Linked DNA regions of Homo sapiens: all the other regions are linked to region 7. Evidence: chromatin loops called from intact Hi-C (ENCODE). Cell type or tissue: heart right ventricle. All regions are shown on one strand.

Region 1 (4,000 bases), 130 kb before region 7:
ATTGATGATGCATAATTTTTAACTTAAAATTGAAAGGATTCTTCTAGCCCTGTTCCCATTTTGAAATCCGTCTTTGAAAAAAAAAATACTAAAAGATATCTAAATTGGTTGCAGTCAATGACTTCATTTCAATGCATAGACTTTGGTGGTGCAACTGATTTGGCATCTACTACAGTTGCTTAGCATTCACAGCTAGCTATTGGACACTCTGCTGCCCTGCCCACTGACATAACCAAAGACCAGAAAACCTGGTGAAAGATAAGATAGAGGTAATCCCATGATTAAAGAGATTGATTAACTACTTTGCATTGGGAGAAGTAGGTGGGAGAAATTTCTTTGTCAGATTTTTTTTAAGCCTAAAAATGGTTTACAATGGGATGATTTCAATTACGGCGAGATGATTCACTATCTAGATCTTATGGAAGAAAATTCTTATGGATTTGTGGATACGTATCCTGAAAAATGAAGGACATCAACAAAGCAAGCCTCATGGAATGGGGGGGAAGTCTGAAATATGCTCATGTGGGGCATTAAGTACCAGACCATAAATGCACTCTGAGTGGTTTAACCTGAGAAAGAAGCAACCTAATGGTGCTTATAGCTCCAAGAAGCTCTGTCTTCAGAACACAACTGGAATGAAAGGCTCCATCTTCTCTGAACCTGAAAAGGGAGGGACCCACCAACAACATCCCCAGTTACGGTTTGAAGAAGGATGCTACTTTGCTCATGTTAGGGTGATGTGAATAGATGCATGAACCTTTTTTGGGGATATGTGAATTCAGATTCCAGTTTGTTCCATTTTGACTGTGTAGTCATTCTAAACCTGAGTATTTTTTTTTCTGCATAATAGTAAGGGCTAAAAAAATCTGTAGGGCTTCCCACAAATTAGGCACTGTTGTAAGCAACAGATATATATATTACCTTATGTAATCTCACAACAATCAAAAGGTAGCAAGCAGTAAAGAGTTCACATAGCAGGTCTGAGACTGCTGTCTCAATCCTGCTTGCAAGGCTGGCCCTTGGCTGGCATCTGGGAACATGTGAGGGGTTCCTGCTGGTCCGTGATATGAGTGGCTCACTGTGACTTAACTGTGTGTGCAAACAACATGGTTTATGCTGAACACCTGCTTTCCTTCTGGGAGTCTGGAATTTGTGTACATGCCAGACAGAGGGTGTCTAAGTGACCAGCTCCAAATCAAAACTCTGGCACTAAGTATCTACTGAGCTTCCCTAGTAGACAACATTTCATACCTGTCATAACTCGTTGCTGGAGGAGTTAAGTATGTCCTGTGTGACTCCCCTAGGAGAGGACTCTTGGTAGCTCATGTCTGGTTTCTTCTGTTGCTTTCCCCTTTGCTGATTCTGATTTGTCTTTGAGGTAATAGAACTTAGCTGTGGGCATGTCTCTATGATGAATCCTGTGGGTCCTCCTAATGAGTCATTGAACCTGGGGGTGGCCTTGGGAATTCCCCCCAAAGGTGTGTGACATTATAATTATCTCCATTTTAAGGTGAGGAAGCTGATTCATGGAGAGGTTAAGTAACTATACCAAGGCCACACAGCAGGTACATGGCACAACTAGGATTTGAACCCAGGCAAGCTGACTCCACAGCTTTTGCTTGTAACCCTTAAGGAGGCTCCAAAGTTCCCTCATTAAGTGGTTGTGAATCAAAGCAGGTGTGTTCACTCAGTACATATTAAGTGCTCAATAAAACATAGTTACTCTACTGTATTAGGATGTAATCTCCCGTCCCTTCTACCTACTAACTAGAAATCTATCATGCATTTTTCGCCATCCCACTAACAAGCAGAAAGTCCCTGAGGCTGAAATATCTTTGAAGAAGAGGGAGAGAAATAGAATGGATGTCATGCTATTTTTTTAAACAATAATAACTATTATGGTACAGTTCCTTTATAAGCCAAATGGAGCCTCTGCATTTCCTCTCCTCTTTCCTTACCTGATCCCTGGCCTCTCTCACCCTGGCACCGGGGTAAGAGCGGTGAGGGTCAGTGTAGCAGGCTGGGCATTCAGAAAAACTGACTGGAGCAAGAGTTGGAGGTGGGTGGGCAGATTTAGGGGAGCTCTTCTCATGATGGCGACTATGTTTTCTGCCACTCACCCCCCAGATGGGAACACGCTGTCTGACAAACAGAGTACTTAATGTTCTGTTTGTTGAAATCATTTCTCAATCACCCTCACCCCTCCCTACCTTTCAAGTGTTCTAGTTAATGCAGAAACATCCCGTTTCTTTCCATTGAGGAAACCAAGTGACCCCAACATTCCATAGACCTATTCTTGTCCTACTTTCAAAAAAAAACAGCTCTTCCTGCTGACCGCCTGCCTATAATAAGTCATAGCTTAGTTAGTAGATCTGAATGTCCTAGTTAGAGATAAGTTGGCTGAAGCACAGTACATCTACGTGTAGAATTTGGAGGAAAGGACTGAAGAAAGATACCGTGATTTAAAAACCTCATCTTCACCCTACACTCCTTGAAATAAGTAGAGAAGCAAAGCTTCTTATGTATAGTAAGAAATATAGATTAAAAGGTGAATAGCAGAAGAGTGGTGGCTTGGAGTTACATTAATTGAAATCAACAAGACCAAATCCTTCCCTGCAAGCACATTTTGATGAGGTAAAACTGGAAGGAGTCCATGGATATTCAGTACTTAAAAAAAAGGCTTGATCATAACAAATGCCAAGAAAAAGAAGAAAGAAAATAAAATGGGGCCGGGCGCAGTGGCTCACGCCTGTAATCCCAGCACTTTGGGAGGCCGAGGTGGGCGGATCACTTTGAGCTCAGGAATTCAAGACTAGCCTGGCCAACATGGTGAAACCCTGTCTCTACTAAAAATACAAAAATTAGGTGGATGTGATGGCATGCATCTGTAGACCCAACTACTCGGGGGGCTGAGGCTGGAGAATCACTTGAGCCCAGGAGGCAGAGGTTGCCGTGAGCCGAGATTGTGCTACTGCACTCCAGCCTGAGTGACAGAGCAAGAGACACAGTCAAAAAAAGAAAGAGGCTGGGCGTGGTGGCTCACACCTGTAATCCCAGCACTTTGGGAGGCCAAGGTGGGCAGATCATGAGGTCAGGAGTTTGAGACCAGCCTGACCAACAAGGTGAAACCCAGTCTCTATTAAAACTACAAAAAGTAACCGGGTGTGGTGGCATGTGCCTGTAACCCCAGCTACTCAGCAGGCTGAAGCAGGAGAATCACTTGAACCTGGGAGGCAGAGGTTGCAGTGAGCCGAGATTGTGCGTGGGTGACAGAGTGAGAGTCTGAGAAAGAAGGAAGGAAGGAAGGAAGGAAGGAAAGAAAGAAAGAAAGAGAAAGAAAGAAAGGAGAAAGACAGAGAGAAAGAAAGAAAGAAATGAAGAAAGAAAGAAAGGGGGAGCAAGACAGAGAGAGAGAGAAATAAAAGAAGAAAGAAAAAAGAAAAAGAAAGGAAGAAAGAAAGAAAAAAGAAAGAAAGAGAGAAAGGAAAAGAAAGAAGAAAGAAAAGGGATTTAGGATGAAAAACTGGTAGTACCAAAGGGTCACTTCATACTTACAGTAGATTTTCTCATGGGATAGCCATTAGAGGTTGGCACTTTAAAAGCAATGTATGAGAGGTGGAAACCAAAACAGAAACTGCCTATCTTGAAGTAAGATGCATTTTAGTCTGATGAAAACCAGCGTCTTCACACCAACAACGTGTGCTGAAAGGATGCACAGCAAGGAGTTGCCTCGTCATTGAATGAGCTCTAAGCAAATGACTTAGGGGACCCAGGCTTCAGTCCTAGCTGTGTCATCTGATCAGTTGCCCAACTTCATGTGAGTTACGTCATCTTTCCCACCGTGATCTCCTCAGTTTCACTATCTGTAGAGTGGGAGATACAATAAACATGCCCCAGGACCACTGTGAAAGTGAAATAATATGAGTCAATGTGCTGTGTTAATTGTAAAATAATATCTAAATCTTGGCTGTTAATATTTTGATCCAATGTTGTTACCTAG
Region 2 (4,000 bases), 320 kb before region 7:
GGAGAGGGGCGGGCGGGAACCGGGGCTGCGCGCGGTGCTTGCGGGCCAGCGTGAGTTCCGGGTGGGTGTGGGCTCGGTGGGCCCCGCACTCGGAGCGGCCTGCCAGCCCCGGGCAATGAGGGGCTCAGCACCCGGGCCAGCGGCTGCGGAGGGTGTGCTGGGTCCCCCAGCAGTGCTGGCCCACCGGCGCTGTTCTCGATTTCTCGCCGGGCCTTAGCTGCCTCCCTGCGGGGCAGGGCTCGGGACCTGCAGCCTGCCATGCCTGAGCCTCTCCCCCACGCCCGTGAGCTCCTGTGCGGCCGAGCCTCCCCGACGAGCGGCGCCCCTGCTCCACGGCGCCCAGTCCCATCGACCACCCAAGGGCTGAGGAGTGCGCGCACACCGCACGGGACTGGCAGGTAGCTCCACCTGCGGCCCCGTGCGGGATCCACTGGGTGACGCCAGCTGGGCTCCTGAGTCTGGGCGGGACTTGGAGAACCTTTATGTCTAGCTAAGGGATTGTAAATACACCAATCGGCACTCTGTATCTAGCTACTCTTGTGGGGACTTGGAGAACCTTTGTGTCCACACTCTGTATCTAGCTAATCTAGTGGGGAGGTGGAGAACCTTTGTGTCTAGCTCAGGGATTGTAAACGCACCAATCAGCGCCCTGTCAAAACAGACCACTCGGCTCTCTGTAAAATGGACCAATCAGCAGGATGTGGGTGTGGCCAGATAAGAGAATAAAAGCAGGCTGCCTGCACCAGCAGTGGTAACCCGCTCGGGTACTTTTCTGTACGGGTGTCTTTCCACGCTGTGGAAGCTTTGTTCTTTTGCTTTTTGCAGTGAAGTTTGCTACTGCTCAGTCTTTGGGTCCACACTGCCTTTATGAGCTATAACACTCACTGTGAAGGTCTGCAGCTTCACTCCTGAAACCAGCAAGACCACGAACCTACTGGGAGGAACGAGCAACTCCAGACGGGCAGCCTTAAGAGCTGTAACACTCACTGCGAAGGTCCACAGCTTCACTCATGCGCCAGTGAGACCACAAACCCCACCAGAGGGAAGAAGCTCTGAACACATCCGAACATCAGAAGGAACAAATTCCAGACACGCTGCCTTTAAGAACTGTAACACTCACCGCGAGGATCCGCGGCTTCATTTTTGAAGTCAGTGAGACCAAGAACCCACCAATTCCGGACACAGCTCCACTGCAGTCCAGTCTTGAGTGTCTGAGGCAGACTCCGTTTAAAAAAAAAAAAAAAGGATCCTCCAATGTGGGATGGGGGTGGAGGAGCTTGGAGGTGGATTCATTCCTTTGGGTTCAGTTAGCCAGTCAACAAACATGAATTGAACTCTTTGTGTTAGTTAGGTAGTGAGATGGGAAAGATGAACTCATGGTCCAAGATGCCCTGTGTCTGAAATATACAAGAGGCTAGGGAGATGTGCAGCAAGGAAGTAATCGTACTGCTACGTGGTTGTGGAGCGCTTAAGAATTATTTTGAATGCTTATTTTCACAACAGCGAATCAGGTCTGCACTAGCATTCCTATTTCCCAGGCACGTTAGAGATGAAATCGGTTGTAAAAACCAATTGTCCTCCACCTTTCATTTCCCATCAGACCACAAGGGGGCGCCGTGCGAGGCGAACACAGCCTTAGATCTGCAAAATGCTGGTCGCTGCGTGAGGGGCTTCAAAACATCCTAGGTGGTGCCCAAAGACCTTGTTGCCTGAGCTGAATAGGTGCTAGCTATTTGCACTGTCAGCGCTCTAAAGGATTTCTGGGGGCCCCCTTTCAACGGGAAGCCACCTGGTACGTGTAAACACCCACAAGTTCACTCCCCTTTGCAAGGGGCAGAGGACCTAGTAACTTTTCTCTAGAGCGCTCTCCTCTGCATACAGGTCCCTACATGTCCCCTTCTCAGTGCTCTTTGCAGATCTTTTGTTTTCTTGCTTGTTGATTTTTCTTTTGCAAACAGGATTGGGGGACCCATTATTTATCCAAAACCTTCTTTTGTCAAATCGTAGGTCCTTTCCAGTGTAGACTGGATGTCTAGACAGAGAGGTAGAAATAATTGCCCAAGGGCAAGGACAGCCTTCACTAAGTTGTCCATTTACATCTTTACATCATTCTAAAAATACACCCACACCAGCCCTTTGTCTTGATATTTTAACATTGGGCAAGGCTGAAATAAGTTACTTCTCTGACCACTGTTTAAAATGTCTCATTCACAACCATTGTTCTTGGAGACTTCAACTTCTTTAATAGGAATTTAAGTCACAAAGGGCCCAGATGGTTCTGAAAAAAAAACCCGTTAGGCTGCCTGGGTCATAAAGAAGGCTCATAAACTGCGCTTGGATGATGACTGGGTGAGGGGCTGTGTGGGGGATAGACAATGTCTGGTGTCTGGTGGTCTCCTGACTGCCAGGCAGGCCAGAGAAAATTAGGGGTATGTTTTCATTTAACATCATTCCCTGCTGACTCTTGTCTCTCTGGAAAATTGACAGTTAGGAGACAAAGTAAGGTGCCCTTTTTGTTAACTCAGTTTTCTTAATTATAGTTGTTGGGAGATGACTTAAATCATGCTGTGAGGTATGGTGGTGGTTCCTGCCCCTCAATGCCCCCTCCCAGGCTGCAGAGGAATTTGCTTTAGAGATTGGTAATAGTTGAGTCTGAGATGAAGGTCAGTCAGTGTGCTGAAGCTTTTCAGTTGCCCTTGTAGAGGTTTCTCCCCCTGCAGGCTGGCCTCTACTCATTAAAACCTTTTCTTTCTTTCTTTGTTTCTTTCCTTCCTTCTTTCTTTTCCTTTTTCTTTCTTTCTTTCTTTCTTTTCTTTCTCTCTTTTTTTCTTTCTTTTCTTCTTTCCTTCGTTCGTTCGTTCTTTTTTTTTTTTTTTTTTTTTCTGAGTCTCACTCTGTTGCCCAGGCTGGAGTGCAGTGGTGCGATCTTGGCTCACTGCAACCTTCGTCTCCCAGGTTCAAGCGATCCTCCTGCCTCAGCCTCCTGAGTAGCTGGGACTACAAGCTCCCGCCACCATGCCTGGCTAATTTTTGTATTTTTAGTAGAGACAGATTTCACTATGTTAGCCAGGCTGGTCTTGAACTCCTGACCTCATGATCCCCCCGCCTTGGCCTCCCAAAGTGCTGGGATTATAGGCGTGAGCCACCGTGCCTGGCCTAGAACTATTTCAAGGCTGTTTTTCTCTTTTCTTTTCCTTCTTTTTTCCCAACCATAAAATAAGCATGTGCCTACACATCCACGCCCTAGGAGGAAGTAAAGTGGGCTTAACTTAGCCTCCTCCAGATAAGAGTCTGGAGGTTCTTGCCCAATGTTGCTCCTCCCTCATGCGCTTTGCTCAGTGCCAGGGAGGGGGAGTGCAGTAAGTGTGGATTGCACCCCAGGCTGGTTCCATGGAGATGGAAATAGCGTTGGCACATCCTAGCTCATGAATGGATCCACATCCATCCAGATGCCCAGCCAAGAAGCCCTTCCCCGGGCTCCTCATCATCATGCACCAGGTGCTGTTCATCACTTTTCCTACGGACTTGCCCTCCCACGTCCCTGGAACCTATCTGCATCTCCCCATCTCCACTCCTCCATTCTAATCCAACGTATCTTCACTGCTTCTCCTAGAACTGATTCAATGCCCTCCTAACTGAACTGCCAGGATCCACATGGCCCCTCTTCACCACTCTCCACACTGCAGCCAGGGAGCTATTTTCAGAGCAAAAATATGATGGTGTCATATAGCTGTTTAAAATTCTTTAATTAGGCCAGGTGCAGTGGCTCACACTTATAAGCCCAACATTTTGGGAGGCTGAGGGTGGAGGATCTCTCAAAGCTAGGAGTTTGAGACAAGCCTGGGCAACACAGATATCTGTCTCTCCAAAAAAAAAAAAAAAAAAAAAAAAAATTAGCTGGGCATAGTGTCATACACCTGTAATCCTAGCTACTTGGGAGGCTGAGATGGGAGGATTGCTTGAGCCCAGGAGTTCAGGCTGCTGTGAACTAGGGTCTTGC
Region 3 (4,000 bases), 540 kb before region 7:
CACAGATAAGAGTATTTCTTAATGTGTTTCTTTTCTTTTTTTATTACAGAGAGGCCAGATACTGGCTGTTTCTTTTCTAAGTTCTGCAGAATGGGAATGTGATCTCTAATGAATTTTTCAGTTTATGAAAGTACTATTATAGAATACTAATTAGGGTGTCCCATGAGGTCTGTCCTTAATAGTTATTACTAGTTACTATTATTACTAGTTTAATCCTTTTTGCTTTGAGATCATCCTTTTTCTTTCTCAATTGGTATTTCTTACCTCTCATTTATAATTTTCTTTTTTTCCAAATTCATATATTTATAGATTCCTCCAAAAGGTAGTTTTATCAGATCTTAAAGTGCTAAATATATTAACTGCTATTTGTCTTAAAGTGTTAAATGTATTAATTGCTATTTGTCTATTAATAAAGGCAGTTTCTTTTCCTTACTTCCTGTTCTGCCCCTTCTGGAACTTTTTTTTTTCTTAGTGGCAAATTTGTAGCAATAGCCCAAAGCATGGCCACTATAGCAAATATGTAGTGGCTATTTAGGTCTCTAAAGCTTGTGATGTTTCTCTACCTCTACCCTCACCACTAGGAGAATTAGAATAAGAGAACTGAAATAAACTCTTATCTGTTGTATTGAGATCTCCATTGGGCATATCAGGTGTTTTATTTGTAGGAGCTTGGGTATTCTGCAGCATTCATCTATTCATTTGTTGAACAAATGTTTATTGAGTGTCTACTATGTGCCAGACACTTCTGTAGGTGTCAGGGATATGGTAGTGAAGAAAAAAAATGCCTGCCCTCACTGGGCCTTACCCTCTAGTGTGGGAGACAGATGATGGACAAGTAAAACATGTAGTATGTTGTATGTGATAAAGGCTGAGAAGAAAATTAAGCTGGGAAGAGAGTGTGAAGAGTTGGGAGGCTACATTGAAATTTAAGGTTAGATGGATGGAGAAATCCTTGGTGCAGATCTATGGGGATGTGCTCTGGTCAGAGGTCAGAGGAGTCTCAAGTGCAAAGGCCTTGAGGTAAGACCGTGCCTGGGATGTCCAAGGAACTACAAGGAGACCAGGATATCAGGAGCAGAGTGGAGGAAGGGTCACTTCGTCTTTACCTCTCACTATCTGCCAGCCGCATCGCCCTGCCTCTCGCACATAGTAACGTCCACATATTCATGGAATGAATTAGTGAAATTGAATTCCAGAACTTTCAGAGAGAAAAACCAACAGCAACTAGACAGGCATGTGACAAAAGAGAAGTCAGATGATGTCACAACTAAAGGTACAGTGCGGGGGAGAGAGTGGTTTTAAGTGGGAGGGATAGACTCGAGTGGGGTTTGAAGTAAAGATGTCAAATACTTGGAGACACAAGTTGGCCGCTTGAGAGAGCTCAGGCAAGAGAGAGATTTGGAAGTGACAATTGAAGGTGAAGGATTGACGATTTCCTCTAGGGAGATGGCTTTGGGCAGGAACTCAGAGAGGGAGGGATTCATTCCATAGGCAGAACCTTGAGGATGGAGGAGAAGCGGGCAGCAAAGAAAAGGAGGAGTTGAGCATAAAGCCAGGGCTCTGTGAACCATGGTGGTGCCATTGATAAGATGATGAGGACCAGACATGTCTGGGATAAAAGTGAACATCAGAATAGAAAATATTTAGTGTTATGCTGAATTGAAATGGGAATCTATGTTCGAGTCTCTCAAAATCACTTGAGCTGTGAGGAGGCAAGATGGCCTCGTTTATGACGTAGCCTTCAGCATAGCGCCGATGTGCCCGTGTCACCAGCAGATGGCGCGCTCCGGGGTGTGAGCTGAAGCACTTCCAAAGGCCCATCTGCCTGGAAACCTTGCTGTCTTGCTATTTAGCTCAGAGCCCTGGAAGCGTTGCTTTTGATGTCTACCATTACTGCTTAACTTAGGAACGCTCTGCCTAGTGAGGGGTCTGTGCTAAGCAGAGTGTTCCTAAATGTAACTGAGCTCATCAAAGGGATGCCTGTTCCCATGTTCAGGTATCAGTAGACATCGTGCTTCGATACTTGGTTTGTGCCTAGTCGATGCACCGAATGATAACTCATTAGCAACAGGCAGGGGACAAGTTTCAGATGGTACTCTTCACAGTAAGACATTAACTGCCAAAAAATGAACAAGATAATTTCGGGTCAAAAGGAAATGTGCTCTGTTTGCCTGTAGACATACCAGAAGGTAGTTTTGCTAAGTCACAACAATCAAGATTGGAAGAAGAGGTTGCTCCGGGATCCCCTTTCTCAATAACAGAAGAAAGAGAGTTGCCAGGTAACATCATGCACCCAGCCAATGGTTCAAGTAGGAGTGGGATAAATGGGTCAGCACAGGATGTAACAACATGAATCACAAGGGAGGTATAGTTTTAAGATCATAGTAGCTACAAAATCCTAAAAACTAAGCTTTTGTGCTTTTGGAGACAAATAAGTTGTTGCACAAATTATAGATAAAAGCAAGTGCCATTATCCCCTAGCATTTTTATTTCTTCCTCGTAACTCTTCCTTCTGGGAATTTTCAGGGCCCAAGGGTTCCTAAAGTTATAGGTCTCTGATATGGTTGATAGTTATCAACCAAATTTTTGTGTGAGAAATATCTATACCGATTAAGAAGAATGATCTGGAATGTCTGCATGTTTGAGGCTGGCCTTCTGGACAAATGGTACCATGCATTTTGAAACAAAGGGCTCCAATGCAACAGATTTGAAAGCATTGATTCCAGACAGCCTGGATTTGAATCCAGGAGCTGCTGGTATGAGCATGCAAGACTTATGCAAGCTCTGTTAAATGGGAATCCTGACAGTACCTACTTCACACAATTTTTGTGAGACTTAATTGATGCTTGCAAATCCCTCAGAACAGCACCAGACCCCTTGCAAGCCCTCTGAAGACTGGCACCCAGAAGCAGTTACACCAGAGAAATACCCTAGCTATATGTCCTCCTTAGAACCTATTACAACACCTTGGCCTGCTTCTTAGACAAAATGTCAGTTGCCCCGATTTAAAGTGCTGGGAAGATATAGAAGAAATGAGCACTTTCCAGAGAGCGAGGTCATGTCCAGGCAGTCAGCGGGGCTTCCATGGTTCGCATCTGTGCTTCCAAATAACTCATCCTCTGGGCAACTGATGAATTGAGCAAGTCTACTTTGAACACTTTGTTAGTTTTATTCCATGTTTTGTTTTTGTTTTCCAGAAGGAATTTCCACTTCATCCCTAGAAGTTGTGCCAGAGAACTTGAACGGTTCTGCCATTCTCCCAACCTTTGAAAACTTCACTAAAAAACGGAAAAGAAAATATGAGGTAGTAGTCCACAAAACTTAAAAAACTAGAGCGTTATGAATCTGGAGGACATTATGCTAAGTGAAATAAGCCAGACAGTACCACATGGTCTCACTTATATTGAAATCTAAAAAAAGTTGAACTCAGAAACAGGGAGGAGAAGGGTGGTTACCAGGGGTCAGGGTTAGAGGAAATGGGAGATGTTGGATGGGGCATACAAACTTTCAGTTACAAGTTAATAAGTTCTGGAGACCTAACATACAGCATGGTGACTATAGTTAGTAATAATGTACTGTATACTTGAAATTCGCTAAGAGAGTATATCTTAAGTATTCCTACCACCCCCCAAGAAGGTAACTGTGTGAAGTAATGAATATGTTAATTTGCTTGATTGTGGTAATCATTAAAAAATCTTTTTTTAAGTAGAGATGAGGTCTCACTATGTTGCCTAGGCTGGTCTCAAACACCTGGGCTCAAGTGATCCACCTGCCTCGGCCTCCCAAAGTGCTGAGATTACAGGTGTAAGCCACCAAGCTTGGCCCGTGGTAATCATTTCACAGTTTATATGTATATCAATCATGTGTATACCTTGAATACATAACACTTTTGTTTTTAGTTTTTTAGAGATAGGATCTTGTTCTGTTGCCAAGGCTGGAGTGCAGCAGTGAAATCATAGTTCACTCTAACCTTGAACTCTTGGGCTCAAGTGATCCTCCC
Region 4 (4,000 bases), 80 kb after region 7:
AAATCCCGGCTCTTGTACTTGCTGTATTTCCTGGGGCTAGTAACTGAACCTCTCTGAACCTCTGTTTTTTTCATCTTTAAATTAGGTGATAATACTGAGGGGGTGGTATGATATTTAAATATGATAATATTTGTAAAGTTCCTGCAAAATACATAGTATATGGTAAGTACACTATTTTAATTTCCTTTTATTTTAAAACATGTATATGAAAGTCCTTGGCTTAGGTTAGTAATTTGCTTTTCCTGTTTACATCTCTTACAGAGCAATACAATAACTTTTATTTGGAAGATTTTGAGTGAAGTACAAATAATTAATCTTTAGCTAATTTTTTTCTAAGTTGACAAGTAAAAATTATATTCTAATTTTCATGAGTAGGTTTCCGTCTTAATTGTAATTGTCAATTCAGTATTTTCAGATAACTTCTCGTCTTTGTCTTATGTTCTTTTATCTAACCATTTTAGGATATATAGACAGTTTTTCTAGAAAAAGAGTTTTCAGGCCATCTCCATCTGTGGGATGGCATATTATAATTTAAATGTTTCCTCCTTTATGGTTCCTAAATGTACTTTTAAAGTTAGCCGCTTAGATACCACATCATTATGGATGGTCTGTGAAGATCAGATGTTGAATCAGATGAGCACTGAGGTTCCTCATACACTGAGATTCTCCCGTTCTCAGAAGTGTACATTACCTAAGGAACCTCACTAGAATAGATGTCAGGTTCATTTTCCATTCTTATTAGACGTCAAGATACTAGTCTCCAAATAACTTAGAGTCGGATGGTTTATTTAAAAAGCAAGAACTATTTTGTATGGTAGATTGTGAGATGGATTAGTCAGGTATTATATTTTACATGATATTTAAGAATTCATATTATTCAGAAAAGATACCTTTAATATTAAAATATTTATTAATAATTTAGAAATTACATTAAATTATGTTATTTTTCTGCATTATCACTTGTAATTATCAGTATGTTATACTGTATGTTTACAAAAATGCTAAAGAGGTCTAGTTAATTGAATGCCCAGGTGAGAGGTTGCAATAATGAATTATTCATTGTTTATGAACATATTTGCTATCAAGTATGCAGCATATACCATAAATATATATCTTTTGGTTGAATAGAAAAGTCTGTTTTTCAAATAAGTGGCTAAGTGTATTATGGTAAGTTGTAACTTTCACCAATCACAGGGAAACTTTTTCATAGAAAGTGGATAAAATGAGAAAAAAATGATGACTTATGTTTTGATGAAATGAAAAGAGCTCTTAAGGTGCAGCATGCAGTGTGTTATAAAACGAGTGACTGTATCCCTTCATTTTTCTCCCGTTTCTCCTTAGGTGCAGCAGTAGCGGGCATTTACAGAGTAGCTGGGAAGAACATGGCCCCTTTGGAAGCGCTGGTATGGGGCGTTGGACAGACTGTACTGACATTAATCATCTCCTTTTCAAGGATCCTCGCTACACTTTGAGGTTTCTGTGGGAATGTCTTACTTCACATAAGGAAACAGATGTACAGATTCCCTGAAAACGGCATTGTTAACAAGTGGAAATGAAATTGTGCAAGAATGTGGACTGAGCAGGTCAAAGCATAAGGAAGACCTTGAGCTGTGTGGAAGGATTGCCCTCTGGTGTTCAAGTGATTGCACTACCGCACTGCACCTTATGTGCCTCTGTCTCAGGCAAGGTGCATTAAGACACTATGTAAAGTTACAAGAAAAAGCACCTTGTTTAGCTGCCTATCAGGTTAACATTGGTGTTGAAATCATCGTTCCTAACAGTGTTATGTTAAGTTACAGGGACGTTTTGAGGTATTGATATATGTGCCAAACTCTTTTCTTTTTGTTAACATTGATCATGTGACAATTTGCAAGTGTAGATGTAGCTGAGTGCTGTGAACATATTTGACATGAATTCAGGTAATGTACTAAGATTTTTGTTCGGTAACACTAAATCCCGTATGAGTGCTAAATACTGAATTGTTTAATATGAGAGAAATTATTTGGTTTTTAATGTTGCGCGTTTCTGGGATTTAGGGCTTCAATATGTTTAGGTATTATTGTTATTTAATTGATGTGGAAGATAAGTCTTCTTAACTGAAGACTAGCTCAACTGTTTTAAGAACTCAGAGTAGCTCTATAGGGTGCATACTTTTCACCAACTTAAGTAACACCCTTTTAATAGCTTCTCTCATGCATCCATATTCTGTTTATACAAATTCAGAAACTTGAAGGGTCATACACATTGATTGTAGTTTGTGCGTCATAAAAATGTAATTTGAAGATTTTCTTAAAAATTTTTGTAAGAAAAAAGTCTGAAATGCATGTTGCATTCTTTGACCCTTCTAAAGAAAGTTTTTGCCTTGTATCTCATGGACAAAACATCTTTATAACTAGTATCTCAGTGGGATTGTATTACGTGTTGCATATATCTTGATTTTTGACAAAACATAAACAGTCTTTCATTCTGGAGTATTAACTGTTTTTAGAGACTGGCCTAAATTAGGCTCTGGAAATAAAGACCTCATTTGTAGAAATAAGTAACAAGTAAGTTATATAGGAAGAGTAATGAACTATTTTACTTTGGACATGTGGCAACATCATAATTTTGCTAAGTAAAAATTGGGGAATATAGTAGATAATTTTAAAATTTGGCAATTAGTCTCAGCATATCAATGCAGTACTGAGCGTGTATTAGAGTAATTCAGTTGTTCAGTTCTTGATTTATGATATGAAGTTATGATTTAAGTTTAGTAGAAGAATCTGTGAGGGCATATAGCAAAAGTGGAAATGTCCTTTATATAAAACATTTTAAGAGGTTCTGGCAATACGTAATTGTAAGAGTATAGGAAGTAGGGTTGAACTGGTCTCCTAATGAGATTTTTTTTGGCACCAGATACAATTATAATGTGCTAACTCAAAGGAGACATTGCAGAGAATATGAAGTTAAGGATAATCCAAAAATAACCTGGTAGCCTTGCTGTTTAATCCAATTTGCTATAAAAGTAGGCCTTTGTTATATTACATTCAAATTTAAGAACTTTGTTACCCATACCACTTTTTCTCTATCCAGAAGCAGAGTATATCCACAACTTACCAATGAGAAGTTGGAGAGGCAGTACTTTTCTCAGTATGGAAGCCAATTTGGGAGATTTACTAACACTGGCTTGGAAATTTGTTTTAAAAAAATAATAAGCAACTATGCATGGATCTTTGAAGTAAATCTTAAAATTGATTATTTTTATTATGTACAGGCCTGAAATTGTTTTCATGTGTTCTTTATATTCCTGATGTTTTTACAAATTAAATTTAGGCATAACTTTTCCAAGTCAATCTGATTTTTTCTTTTCTGCCAGACTTGAATTGTGTTCTTCTTTTACTTTGGCTATTCTGTCAATAATTTAAAGCATTCGTATTCTTCCAGAGGAATTACCAATAGCATGTGGAAATTGTTTCAGATCTCCAGAATGAATACTTATTTTAACATATGTTTATTTTATGATTTAAGAAAGTTATGGTAAAGTAATATGGAGCATGATTCATAATCCAAAATTAACAAGAAAATAACTTGGATACATTAAATGTACTAATGTGTGGACCAAAGAGATTTAAACTATTGTTTTTACTCTAGAATGAAAGTATAATTGAACGGTTAATAATTAGTTTGTAGAGTGTCCTGCAGTTATTATCAAGTTGCTTTACATTATCAATTGTGTGTGTATGTGTATACTTTTAATTTTAGGGGTTATTTTTGGTTTCTTTGCTGTTTTCAGTTATTTCCATTGAGATTTTGTGCAACTGTCTCTCTTTTGATGTTTTGAGATGCAGTTGAATAGTTTGAGTTTGTGAATTGTCTTAATAGCTATTTATATGCTGAAATTTTTAAAAAGTTAGTAGCTTTCCTATAGACACAAGAAATGTTTAATGATATATATACACACACGTATATATCATTATATAGGTATATAGAGAGCTGCTATATATGAATACAGTCTACTTGG
Region 5 (4,000 bases), 250 kb before region 7:
AAAAGAAATTTGTTTCTGCAGATGGAGGTGGAGGGTAGTGTCTTCTAAAAAAGCTCCTTGACTCGTGATCCCTGAATTTCTTCTCATTTGGTTCCCTCCTAACTCATTTCGCTCTCAAGGACAAGCTGCCTGGGGTGGGTGGGGCGCTAGGCAGCAGAGAATGGAAGCAGTTTCTCTAGATCTTCTAGGTTACAGCGACGCGGTGGGTCTCCACACTGTGAAGACTTGACGAGGACCTGGTGCCTCTTACCACTTAGCTGAGCTTGAGCAGGCTGTCACTGTACAGCCCCTTACAACCACCACTCCTACTGAGCCCTCTTCCTGCTTCCTTCCATCTCTTTGAGGTGGCTTTTAATTATCCCAAGGGTGAAGCGCTAAAATGGGATGTCTTAGGCCCCTCTTAGTTCTTGATAAACCATGAAATAGAACACGTAAAACCGTGTCACTACCGTGCTACTAAAAACCTAGCCAGACCACCTTAAGTGGAGTGACTATGGCTAATATCTTAACTTGATGTTTAAAAAACTGTGCGATTGTGAAGTTTTGATGTTTAGTGTTATTATAACTTTGGAATACTTAATTACTACCTTTTTTTCTTCAAAGAATTGAAAAACGTTGACAGATTAAATTAGGTGTTAAATAAATTCACTCGACTCTAGTGAAATGTGACAAGCAATTGTGACGCTCCATTTTAGCATTTTCTTTACATGAAAGACTTGGATGAATTAACTTAAAGGTGAAGTGATAAGAAAAATTAGAAATGCATAAAGATTTAGGCTTATCTCCATAATTGTGCAAGGTTCACATTTCTACTATTTATGTGTCCCCAGCTAGGTAAAGGCATAGAGTTCAGTGGAACAAAAGGAGTTTAATAGTAAAATTGTGCAGGCTGCCTGGCAAAGCCTCTCTCTCCTGTTTTCTCTAGCCGTGAGGTGTTCTGTTATTACATGCTTTAGTTTGTCCAAATAAACAACTTGTTATATGAAACTGTCATGGAAATCTTTTCTGCTGATAGAAACTTCACACTGTGGATTTTTACAAAGGTTGAAGTGATCTGCCAACATCAAATAAACAGGAATGGACTCTCATGGCTGAAATGAGAGTGGCCGTCTCCTCTTTCCGGAGGCACTGCCCAAACACAATCATCTTGGTGCATACTACCTATTAAATGAAGGGGAGCAAAGGCATCAGGTCTTCTTCTTGCTAACCTTTGTGCTTCCTCTATATGTTCTTACATTTGAAAAGTCTTCCTGACTTCTCTGGCATACACTTTCTATGTGATGTCATGTGGTATAAGACATGATCTTTCCTACTTGCCATGGCATGACATCATGTGATATGATGCGACTTTGTAGCCCTCTTCCCCTCTCCACGTCTTGCTATTGTCTAGTTGGACTAAGCAGAAAAGGCTTATGGATTGTGTGCCCTAGCTTCCTAGATGGGCTGGATTTTCTGTTTCCAATCTACTTCCGAGCTTTGCCATTCTCCAGCGCACACTGGCCTCCGGAAGCCATCTTCCACACCAGCCATCCAGCATAGCTCCGGGGGCGGAGGTAGGGACAGTACACAATGGGGGAGAAGGGAGTGTTTTAAACACCAAATGGCCACTAGTAATGCCCAGGGTACCTCATTTCTTCAGGGGTTGGAGATGCATTTTCTCCCCCTTGTGCCTTAAAAGAGCCCAGCTGACCCAGCCCTCCAAGAAGGCCTCCCTCCCGTGCCCCGCTGCCCTCATCAGCTGAGGCCGGCCAATGTCCAGCAGGCCCCGGGCCCAGAGCCTCTGGCCTGTCCGGCCAGCCCAAGCAGCCGCCAGCTGGCGCTCGTGAGCGCATGAAAGGAATCCGGATAATACAAGGCCTGGTGGAGAGGCGGGTGAGAGGAATGTGGCGGGAACACAGCACACCCTGCACGGTTCAAGCCAAGCTTTTGAAGAGTTTGACTCGTTTTAGAAAGCAAACAAAGTGCTCCAGCTATCAGCAATCTTTTATTTTGTCTGCTAGAGGAATGCCTTGCCAGTGTGGGCCGAGGACTGGGTGGTGATAAAGACACCAGTGTCCACCCTTGACTTGCCGAACGGAGTATGGACGGAGCATTCCTTTCTGCCCACTGAGCCCGGAAATAAAGAGCAGCTCTCTTCTTTATACAAAAAGCCAAAGGGGGTCTGGCAATGAGCATGCACAAGACTTGAAGTCTCGCTCACTGGTACCCCTGAGCTTTACAGGCACTAAGTATAAGTTCTCTTAACTTGCTGAAGGCCTGGCACCCTGTGATTTCAGACTTGACGATGTAGACAAGGGAGTGTTGCAAGGGTGTTCTTGAACCCAGGGCATGCAGTTCTCCTGATTCATGCTCTAACCTGCTTTTGGAGCTTCTGGTCTTAGGAGGGGTGGAGAGTAGTGACAAGAAGAAAGGCTGTGCCCTCCTGGCCCTAGCTGATAGAGGCCATGTCTTCCCCCAGTTTTCATTTTGCCATCTTAAAATCACTCTACATTTTCAAAAGTCATCACCTGTGCAGTTCTGGTCACCAGGCAAAAAAAAAAAACTGTCTTTCCTTTTTATCCAGACAGCTCTGTGCATTTTTTTTCTCTCCTCTCAAGCCCACTCTGGGACTCAGCTCCCTAACCATCCCCTCTCTGATGTGCCCCCTAATCTTTCCCACCCTGCTCTCTGCAAGTAAGTTCTGGCCTTCCTCACCCTAAAAACAGATTCACAGTTCCTTGTTCAAAAACCTGGAGGCCAGATGAGCTTGTGGAATTCAGAATATTTCAGATTTTAGAAAGAGATTTAGAGCATATACCACATATTACAAGACACTCCCAGTGAAATCCATGGCTGTGTCCCATGAGCAAAGGCATGCATGTTTCAGCAATTGAATCTACAAAGAGTCATGCCAAGTGGGTAAAAGAATACATATCACTCAGGCCAACTCCAATCAGGCTGTGCTGCTGAGTGAGCTATCAAAATACTCCAGATTTTTACATTTTGTTACTGTGGATGAGCAAATATGAGCCACAAACAACATTCTCTGGGTCTTCAGGATCTTCCCTTTGCCACCTCTCCTTCCCCAACACTGACCAAGTGCCCTCTATCTTTCACTTGCCATGACCAGAGAGTGGGTGGTCCAGCATCCTGGCCTCCTGCTCAGTCCTCCAGGCATCTGCTTCTGACCCCTGTTCCATCAATAACCATCAAAGCCATTGATGCATAGAATAGGAGTAGTGTTGAAATTACTAGAAAAAAGAAATGAAAAAGACTGGCAAAATACAAGCCTTGATGATGATGATGATGATCATGATGATAATTGAATTCAGCTGATAAAAAATCACTCTTGTCTAATGGCTGTCAGAGCTTCTAAGCACTAGCTCTCAATTTCTGCACCTACCTGTTGGTGGGCCTGTCCAGTGTGTGGCCTGGTGCAGGTCTGCAGAACACATTTTGAGGAGTCCTGCTCCAGGGGAACCCCCAGCCTCCATTGTCCAAGCCGGGGACTCTTCTCTGCCTGCCAACTCTATGATCTCCCCTCAACTCCTGAAACTCCTTGTTATTTCCCCTGTTATGAAATCAACTCCTTCGGTTTCCAAAGCAGTGGGCTCTTCTGGTTCTTCTACTTCTCTTGCCAATGTGTTTCAGTCTTCTTTTCAGGAGCCTTTCTTCAAGGTTCCATTCTCAGCTCCTTTTCCTTGTGTATTTTCTCCCTTATCTATCTCATGCTCTCCAATGACGTCTACTCTGATGACAATCACATCTCCCAACCTGTGTTCTGAGTTCCAAGCCCTCATTTTCTACTGCACCTAAATATTCCAGAGGCATGTCATAAGCTCCTTATAGTCAAATATTGGGATGATTAATTTTATGTGTCAACCTGGATAGGCCATGCATGCTACCCAGATATTTGATCAAACACTAGTCTAGACGTTGCTGTGAAGGTGTTTTAAAGAGGAGATAACATTTAAATCAGTAGACTTTGAGTAAAGTAGATACCCTCCACCATGTGGGTGGG
Region 6 (4,000 bases), 350 kb before region 7:
GAAGGATAGTAAGGTGCTAGAAGCAAAATAAAGAAAAAACTTGAAGAGCAAGTGTTCAACTGACATATATTGTAGAGTGATGTTGCTTGGATCCGACTTTCGAAGAAATTGTGCCAACAGGAGGCTATTGCAGTAGTTTATGCAAAAGATGACATGAGTCTGCAAGGCTGGTGGTAGTGGGGACAAATTGAAGAGATACTGATGGGAGTCAATTTGACAGGTTTTGATAATTGGTTAGATACAGGAAGTGAAAGACAAGGATTAGTCAATGGTGAATCACTGCTGGACACTGGGGTGGAATGTATTTGAGGGGACAGTTTGGGCATAATCCCAGGTGCGCGTAAGACCAGTGGAAATGGCCAATCCAGATCTTAGGATCTCAGTCAGAAGAACTGAGATCCCATCCAAATGCTATAACTTGACAGTTGGAAATTTATTTAACCTCCCTGTTTCCTGGTCTGCTAAATGGGAATGATAATATCTATCTCATAGGATTAATTTTTAAAATACCCATCAAGCATATTAATATATAGTAAGAAATCAGTAACTTCACTGTCCCCCTCCCTTCTCCTTATTCATCTTTTTAAGTGTAGAAACCTTCTTCTTCTTCTTCTTCCTCTTCCTCTTCCTCCTCCTCCTCCTCTTCTTCTTCTTCATCTTCTCCCTCTCCTTCTTTCTTCTTCTTCTTCTTCTTTTTTTTTTTTTTTTGAGACAGTCTCGCTCTTTTGTTCAGGCTGGAGTACGGTGGCATAATCTCAGCTGACTGCAACCTCCGCCTCCCGGGTTCAAGCAATTCTCCTGCCTCAGCCTCCCAAATAGCTGGGACTACAGGCTGCACCACCACGCCCAGCTAATATTTGTATTTTTAGTAGAGATGGGGTTTTACCATGTTGGCCAGGCTGGTCTTGAAATCCTGACCTCAGGTGATCCACCCACCTTGGCCTCCCGAAGTGCCGGGATTACAGGCAGGAGCCACTGTGCCTGGCTCCATATTTCTATCTCTTGAGCCAACTGCCTTCTCAGTCAGTTAAACACTGGTTAAACTCAGCATCTGCAAGGTCAAGCTTATGACTTTCTCCAAACCTGGTGTTCCTCCAGTGTCCCTATCCAGTGGCTTAAGTCGTCAGCCTGGGTATCATTCTTGATACTCTCTGATGTCCTATATCCAGCACATCATCAGGTCTTGTTGATTTTTCTTCTGAAGTAGCTCTTGAAACCATATACTTTCTTCCATTTTCTTATTACTGTCTGTAGGCCAGGTAATGTAGTGGTCATAAAATTAGACATAAATTGTGGTCTGTGAAATTAGACTTCTGTATGCCTCTTTTTTCATCTGTAAAATGGGTATTAATAGTAGTACCTATCTCATAGGGCTTTTGTAAGGCTTAAATGAGTCAATACACAAAGCATCTAGAAGTGTGCCCAGCATATATCGGTTATTCCCTACCATGATAATGCTCACTTGGGCCACTGCAGTAGTGGCTGTTTCAAATCACTACAGCCCATCTTTAGTATTTTCTCTTATCGTTACCGAGAATGAGCTTTTCACAACTCAAATTTGTCTTCTTGCTTAGAACATGTGAATAGGTTCCCATTGCTCCTAGAAAAAAGGTAGAAAAGCTTCGACATGCCGGTGACATGCTGCACGGCTTCATTTGCTGCCTCGTCATCCTCTTACTCTACATGCTCATGGCCACATGAGTCATCGTTCAGTTGCGCAAACATGCTGTCCTCACTCAGACATCCCCACCCTACTCACTGGATCCTTCCACTGGCCGTGCCCCTCACTCACAAACTTGCCTTCTCTCTCCTTATCTTCCAGTCCTTCTTTCAATTTCAGCACACAAATCACTTTCTCAGGGAAGTGTTCTTTGAACACAGCCCCCTTTCCAGACAAAGAGTTTGTCTGGAAAGACAAACTGTCACAGAGAAGTCTTCCTTTCCCTCAGTGGCCTGATCCCAGACAAGAATTGAACATTTGTTGGTGGATTTTTTTAAATTAAGTGCCACCATTCCCACTATGTTGAATTAATTAAACAATATTTCAATATAAAGTAGAACTTATATCAAAATAACATTTTAGCCTGCAATCTTTTTATTGGAATCTGAGAGTGTAAAATATAAAAGATGCCTTATTCCTGCCTAATGAGAATCTCCTGAAAGTGGCGATTTTCTTTAATCAGCAAACACAAAAGTGTATGTTAATGAGATACATATTTTTCAAGCCCCCTAATTCTGCATCTTCTGTGTCCATTTCACTCCTTCATCTCTTCTGCAAAGGTCAAAGGATCCTGTCCAGTGCTGCTGGAACAGCAGCTTGTGACCACGAGGTGGCGACAGTTTTCAAGAGTTGGCAGGTGAGGACGCCTTCTATTCCGGTCTGGTCAGGGGTGTGCTCCTTTAGAAGGGTGTCACTGGATGGAAATTTGTTTGGTAATTATGTGGCACCCTGTTTTGTGTCATAGGCATTTTACCTAGCCTTCTTTACCTAAAGCGGCTGGGGCGAGCATAGAAGCTGTTGATCAAACTGGAGCACTTGAGAGTGAATGGGAGGAGAGTGGACTATACATCATTGGGCCAGGACAACAGATACAAACCAGGATTGTTCTGGCCACACAGGGGCATCTTTTTTCTCCCTCTAAAGCCAAGTCAGGGGACAATATTTACAGTCTCTCTGACACCTACTGATGAAGGCTTGAAGTTGGAGAGAAAAGGAGCGCTCCCAAATAGCATTTGAATTTTATCTCCCTGTGTAGAACTCCAGAAAGCAAATCATTTCAGAAAATGAGTGAGGAGAGGATGATTGATTCAAAGGCTCACATATTTATTTGTTGGAGTCAGAGAAACCCTACCTTTGGTGAGATGTTTTGAAAATAATAAAGTTTATTTTTTTTTTTTAATTTTGTTTTGAGACGGAGTCTTGTTCTGTGCCCAGGCTGGAGTACAGTGGTGTGATCCTGGCTCACTGCAACCTCCACCTCCCAGGTTCAAGTGATTCTCCTGCCCCAGCCTCCAGAGTAGCTGGGACTATAGGCATGAGCCACCACTCCTGGCTAATTTTTGTATTTTTAGTAGAGATGAGGTTTCACCATATTGGCCAGGCTGGTCTCGAACTCCTGACCTCAGGTGATCTGCCTGCCTCGGCCTTGCAAAGTGCTGGGATTACAGGCGTGAGCCACTGTGCCCGGCCTAAAATAGTAAAGCTTTGTGTTGAAGTACCTCTCATTTGCAAACTCCTTTCGCGTATACTGCCTTCATTGAACTTCACAGCTCTGTGAGGGGTAAGGAAGGAAGGAAAAGTCTTATCCTTACTTCACGGGTAAAGAAATTGAAGTGCAATTTCTTGGCCATGGATGTGATAAGTGCAAACCCTGGGCTTCTGCCTTGTTGCTTAGAGAAGGGGAGATACTTAAAGCATTCAAATCACTGTATGTCATTCAGCACAAAGGAAAATGAACGCATATTCAAATGCAAACACAAGATGAAACCCTAATTTATATGAGCATACCTGGCTGGATAAACTAATGAGAGAGTATTGGTGTAGCACTGGCTTTCCCTCACTCCATACGGACTCAACAGGTTTGGGCTCACTGGGGTTCTAAATCTGGATTGTCCAGCAAGGAGGACTTGCACAGGGTTTGGAGGAAAGGTGCATTTAACAAGAGCAAGTGGCCTGTGAGCAATGTGGTTGGATTCCCAGGGGTTAATAGTAGAAACCTGCACCCCGTGTCCACATAGTCTGGAAGGTGGTAGGTCTCTAATGAGGGTGGCTTGCGGATACTCGGTATCTGAATGCTAAGCTCTGGCTTTGGAAACTGTAGCCATGTTTTCTGTGGCCACCTTGGACCCAGGGAGTGATGCTTTGAGCAGTAAGGTGGACCCCATAGGGCCGGATGACGAGCATCTCAGTGACAGCGCTGACAACCTGAAGAGCGCAGGCTGTTGCTAAGTTTTCTGGATTGTGGAGGACCCTTCAGGCTCTTAGGGAGAGGGAGATATG
Region 7 (4,000 bases):
ATCTTGCCTTAATCCACTTCAGATTGAACTATTGCCAAAAAGGTACTTATTCAGAGTCTTTCACCTATGAAACCAAGATGCCGTGTGCCCATTGTAAATTCAGATGTGTCCAGTCACATGTTTAGTAGAGACATTTCAGGATGTAATTTACATAGTCATCAAACTGTGAGCTGCACACCAGCTTTGTAGGTTTGGGTTTAAAGTTGCTTGAACAATCCAAGGTCAGTTTGGGAACTAGCATGGGCTGAGCCTGCTAATGTGGGTGCATCGGAGGTGCAAGGGCAATAGGGTGGGCTTACCATGGTATGTTATTTGCCTGAGGAGTGAATGCCTTATGAGGAAGAAGTCATCCCCAGGTAGAGTATACAGATCTGGGCCACAAAACATGGTTTTTCGTCATTTTTGGAGAGACTGGGTAGTACGAATGGCTGCTCATACTGCTGTATGCCTGAACAGGCCCTCATAGACATGATAAAGGACCCTAAGGAGATGAGCCCCAAGAAGACAGCCTAGCAATGGAGGATAATAGTCACAGGGACAGAGGCTGCCTCCCTGCCTACCTCATCACACTCTAGCCACTGCACTGACAGGCTACCAAGTGCATGGAATGAGGTCATGGCCATTTGTGGGAAGTGCTTAGTAGTGACCCGAAAATCCTGCTGTCAGTATCAGTGACTGTGGGACCCAGCCAAGTACCCTCTAAAGAGTTGCAGCAGGCTTGTCACCATAGCTACTGTGGATTCACAAGGCTGTTTTGAGGATCCAGGGGAACTTCTCGAGAGCATGTGCACAATTGTCCCTGGGAATTTCCGAAACTAGCTGGGAGAGATTGGAGATGTTCTGAGGCTCTCATGCTCCACAATTTGTGGTTAAGCCAAAGAAGACAGCCTTTGCCAGTACTAGTGTGTCAAAGAAAAATATGTCACGTATACATTCTATGAGCACAAAGTGATGAGACAGGGCCATAAGTTAAGCATGGGAATCAGTCTCATCCCTGACAGACACACGTTAGGTAGGAACATGATTCTACTGATTTACCATATAATTGTGTTTGGCTTTCTTTTGTGTTAGTCCCAGCATAAGATAGATAGGGTTTGAGCTGATCACGCCTTACTTGAGCTGATCACACCTTACTTTCTCCCTCAGTTCTTGTGGTTAATTAGCAAGATGACAGGTCAGCTAGGGTATGGGTGGAGTCAAAGTTGTAGGATACCCTCAGAAAATCAGCTCTTCAGAGTTCAAGCTGCCTCCATCCTTTCTGACATTTGATTTATCCCCTACCAGGCTATGAAGCCTTGACTTTATAGTATAAACCTCTAATCAGATAAGCGGATCACAAAACCATCTTTATTCTCAAGACCACTGCTCTATTGCCCTAACCATCCTTGAGCCATCTCAGGGTAGAGGCATCAGCCTTCAGGAGTTACATAGGCACTGGCAGATCATCATAATAAGGACGGGTTGCCAACCTGCTCAGGTTACAGTGAATGCTGATGGGTAGAGTCTGCTTTGAATTTCTCTGACAAGAGGGAGATACAATGTATTTGGTTCACCCAATTCATTTTAAGGGATTTGGTTCCCAGATTTCCTGCAATCGGAATCATGGCCCATTTTCACAGCCACTAGAGCATTAAATTCGTGTATACAAAATAAAGGACTAGAAAACATGTAAACCTAAAAATGTTTAAGCTAAAATTGTGGTACAGATGTTATCTGAGTCCCATAAATCAGTATTCAGAAATATTGTCTTACTGTCAGAAGCAAACAGCAAACAGAGACTTGCATTAGCTATGTGTCTAGATAATGGCAAAAATTAAGTACAGTATTGTTTAGAAATCATAGGCTGGCAGATCTCTTTTCCTTTTCAGGGTTTAAAGAAAGCATAACCTTCTCTGTTGCATTTAACAAAGGAAAAAAAAGGATTTTCTTGTTTTTTGTGCGTACACCCTGCCTAGGGATGAGTTATTCATCAAAATAAGCTTCCTTGTGTTTTAGAATTTGAGAATTTAGAATACTGAGCATTCTCTAACACATCGCCCTAAACATGCTAGTTTGATTCTGAAGCCTTTTTTCCATTTTGTCAAGTTCACCCTCTGAAAGGGACAGTGAAAAATTAGGGGTTGGCTCCACCTGGTGCTTTGATTAGAAAATTACACCTCCATGTATGAGGGCTGTCAACGGACAGTGTGCCCTCTTGCGCACGGAAACAGTAAAAATACTACATAAATATTACTTAAAAATACTAAAACTACCCCACAAGAGTGACCAGTTAACTCACTTTCCATGCAGGGTGCTAAGGACTATTTTTGTATGGTTGTTTTAGTGTCTGTTGCTATGGAACAAATCATCTTAAAATATAGAAGCTTAAGACAACAAAATCATTTATTATCTCCCACGGTGTCTATGGGCCAGGAATTCAGAAGGAGCTCTGTCGGGTGGTTCTGCCTGGAGGCTTCTTTCACATGAGATCGCAATCAGACAGTACTTGGGGTTATTGTAAAGCCTCATTCGCTCCCGTGTCTGGTGTCTGAGCTGATAAGACTGGACAGGCTGGGGTGGGAGCTTCTCTCTGTCTCTATGTAGTCCCTCTTTAGGGTTTCTCAAGCATAGCCAGACTTGTTTCATGTTGGCTCAGAACATCCAAGGTGGTGTCCCCAGAAAGAGAGCCAGGAGGAAGCCGTGTTGCTTTTTATGATCCAGCCTCAGAGGTCAGGAAATGTCACTTCTGCTGTGTTCTGTTGATAGAGGTAATTGCAAACGTCTACCCAGGTTCAAGGGAAGGGAACATAGCCTCCACCCCTCAATACAGGAATGTCAGTGTCACGTCAGAAGAAGAGCATGTGGGATGGGATATATATTTGTGCATCATCTTTGTAAAAATACAATCAACCACAATTGTTTTATTTAATCATCCTTCACCGTAAATGAAGTTGCTTCGATATATCATTATCCCAATTTTACATTTAAGTGAAAGCAGAAGGAAACATTAAAGATCTTCTTACGCCCTTTCGGTGTCATACTAGAGCATTGCCTAATAAGCTGTCAAAAGTGTCATCTGTACACGATTCTCAGTCTTGGCGCTATTGAAATTTTGGTCTGGGTAATTCTTTGCCGTGGGGGCTGTTCAGGGCGTAATAGGTCATTTAGCAGTATCCCTGGCCCCTGCCCACCAGACACCAGTAGCACACCTTCATCCCTTTAGTTGCGATAGCCACAAATGTCTCCAGACATTGTCAGATATCTCTGGGGTGAGGAGAGGGCAAATGTTCCCCCAGTTGGGAAGTTTTACAGGAAGAAAGTTACTTTGATTATTTGCTATTGATGAAGGTGAGACTCTTGTAAAGTTAATGTTAACTTGTGGAGGATCATTATGTTGCAATTCATTTCTGTCCAGTAGGAAATATAAATCCTACAGATTATAGTTGTGTTGTTTTATAATTTACCAGTTTCAACTTCACTTGCAGTCTTATTCCAGCATTCTTTTTGTTCATTGACTATATATAGTAATTTTTCTTCTCCTTCTTCATTCATTGATAAGTTAAATAAACCTTTGTCACATGTGTGCATACACACACACACACACACACAAACGCACACACACACCAGCTCCTTGGCAGAATGCAGAGTGAGAATTCTCTCCAATATGGGGATATGGAGCTATTATGATCTCCCTTCAAGAAAGAACTTGTAGATTAGCTGTGAGGGTGCAGTTAGGTGATGGCCTTGGTTGCAGTGCCTCTGGTTGCTTAGCCACAGCAGTTGAGCTGAGGCCATGCTTTTCCTAGGCAGACCTTTAACAGCTAATGAGCACAGTGGGCGTGCCAGGGCCTGGCCCTTTCTGTTCATCATGGAACTTCTCCAACAGGCAGCCTTTGCTCTGGAGCTCTCTGTTGGGCTGGCTGAGACTTTTGCAGGACAGCACTGCAGTTTGAGACTCTTCCTAACTAACCCTCCTTCTCCCTCCCCTTTCACAGGTGACAGACCTGCATCTCTAGCCTTT

What was found. A loop is a pair of places that touch in the nucleus more often than their neighbours do. Peaks named below come from ENCODE experiments on the same cell type or tissue, not always from the same donor. Only the 100,000 strongest peaks of a DNase experiment are listed, where the experiment ranks them.
Region 1: a loop joins it to region 7, with 2.3 times the contacts of the local background. A loop is called at or near these places in 9 of 110 quality-filtered maps.
Region 2: it touches region 7 in a loop (8-fold over the local background); 71 of 110 quality-filtered maps call a loop at or near these places.
Region 3: a loop joins it to region 7, with 6 times the contacts of the local background. A loop is called at or near these places in 50 of 110 quality-filtered maps.
Region 4: a loop joins it to region 7, with 4 times the contacts of the local background. A loop is called at or near these places in 35 of 110 quality-filtered maps.
Region 5: it touches region 7 in a loop (4-fold over the local background); 61 of 110 quality-filtered maps call a loop at or near these places.
Region 6: a loop joins it to region 7, with 10 times the contacts of the local background. A loop is called at or near these places in 106 of 110 quality-filtered maps.

Annotation. Positions count from the first base shown.
Region 1 is chr6:11,362,981-11,366,980 of GRCh38, forward strand. It overlaps a transcript of NEDD9 not described here. Among named protein-coding and RNA genes, the nearest start is that of NEDD9, 130 kb to the left of the region's middle. RefSeq lists a silencer at 2,136-2,430. In heart right ventricle, no CTCF peak of the experiment used is centred here; DNase peaks (open chromatin) are centred at 2,091 and 2,802; H3K27ac peaks cover 3,415 bases.
Region 2 is chr6:11,171,075-11,175,074 of GRCh38, forward strand. No RefSeq gene overlaps it. Among named protein-coding and RNA genes, the nearest start is that of NEDD9, 60 kb to the right of the region's middle. RefSeq lists an enhancer at 1,482-1,776. In heart right ventricle, CTCF peaks have their summits at 1,617 (motif pointing right) and 1,823; a DNase peak (open chromatin) is centred at 1,617; H3K4me3 peaks cover 387 bases.
Region 3 is chr6:10,952,939-10,956,938 of GRCh38, forward strand. SYCP2L (synaptonemal complex protein 2 like) reads left to right here. Exons shown (of 30, transcript NM_001040274.3): 24 at 2,178-2,279; 25 at 3,198-3,304. LOC101928191 (a long non-coding RNA gene) reads right to left here and starts at 1,151. Exons shown (of 3, transcript NR_125851.1): 1 at 1,107-1,151. RefSeq lists enhancers at 1,598-1,892, 1,650-1,699. In heart right ventricle, CTCF peaks have their summits at 1,771 (motif pointing right) and 1,972; a DNase peak (open chromatin) is centred at 1,773.
Region 4 is chr6:11,574,090-11,578,089 of GRCh38, forward strand. TMEM170B (transmembrane protein 170B) reads left to right here. Exons shown (of 3, transcript NM_001100829.3): 3 at 1,342-4,000. The coding sequence ends at 1,472. Among named protein-coding and RNA genes, the nearest start is that of TMEM170B, 38 kb to the left of the region's middle. In heart right ventricle, CTCF peaks have their summits at 1,639 (motif pointing left) and 1,844; a DNase peak (open chromatin) is centred at 1,634.
Region 5 is chr6:11,240,060-11,244,059 of GRCh38, forward strand. It overlaps a transcript of NEDD9 not described here. Among named protein-coding and RNA genes, the nearest start is that of NEDD9, 9.4 kb to the left of the region's middle. In heart right ventricle, a CTCF peak has its summit at 1,786; a DNase peak (open chromatin) is centred at 1,822.
Region 6 is chr6:11,142,214-11,146,213 of GRCh38, forward strand. No RefSeq gene overlaps it. Among named protein-coding and RNA genes, the nearest start is that of ERVFRD-1, 32 kb to the left of the region's middle. RefSeq lists an enhancer at 2,212-2,261. In heart right ventricle, a CTCF peak has its summit at 2,319 (motif pointing right); DNase peaks (open chromatin) are centred at 1,708 and 2,348.
Region 7 is chr6:11,494,255-11,498,254 of GRCh38, forward strand. All of the region lies in intron 3 of LOC105374928 (a long non-coding RNA gene), which reads left to right. Among named protein-coding and RNA genes, the nearest start is that of TMEM170B, 41 kb to the right of the region's middle. In heart right ventricle, CTCF peaks have their summits at 2,164 (motif pointing left) and 2,364; a DNase peak (open chromatin) is centred at 2,157; H3K27ac peaks cover 569 bases.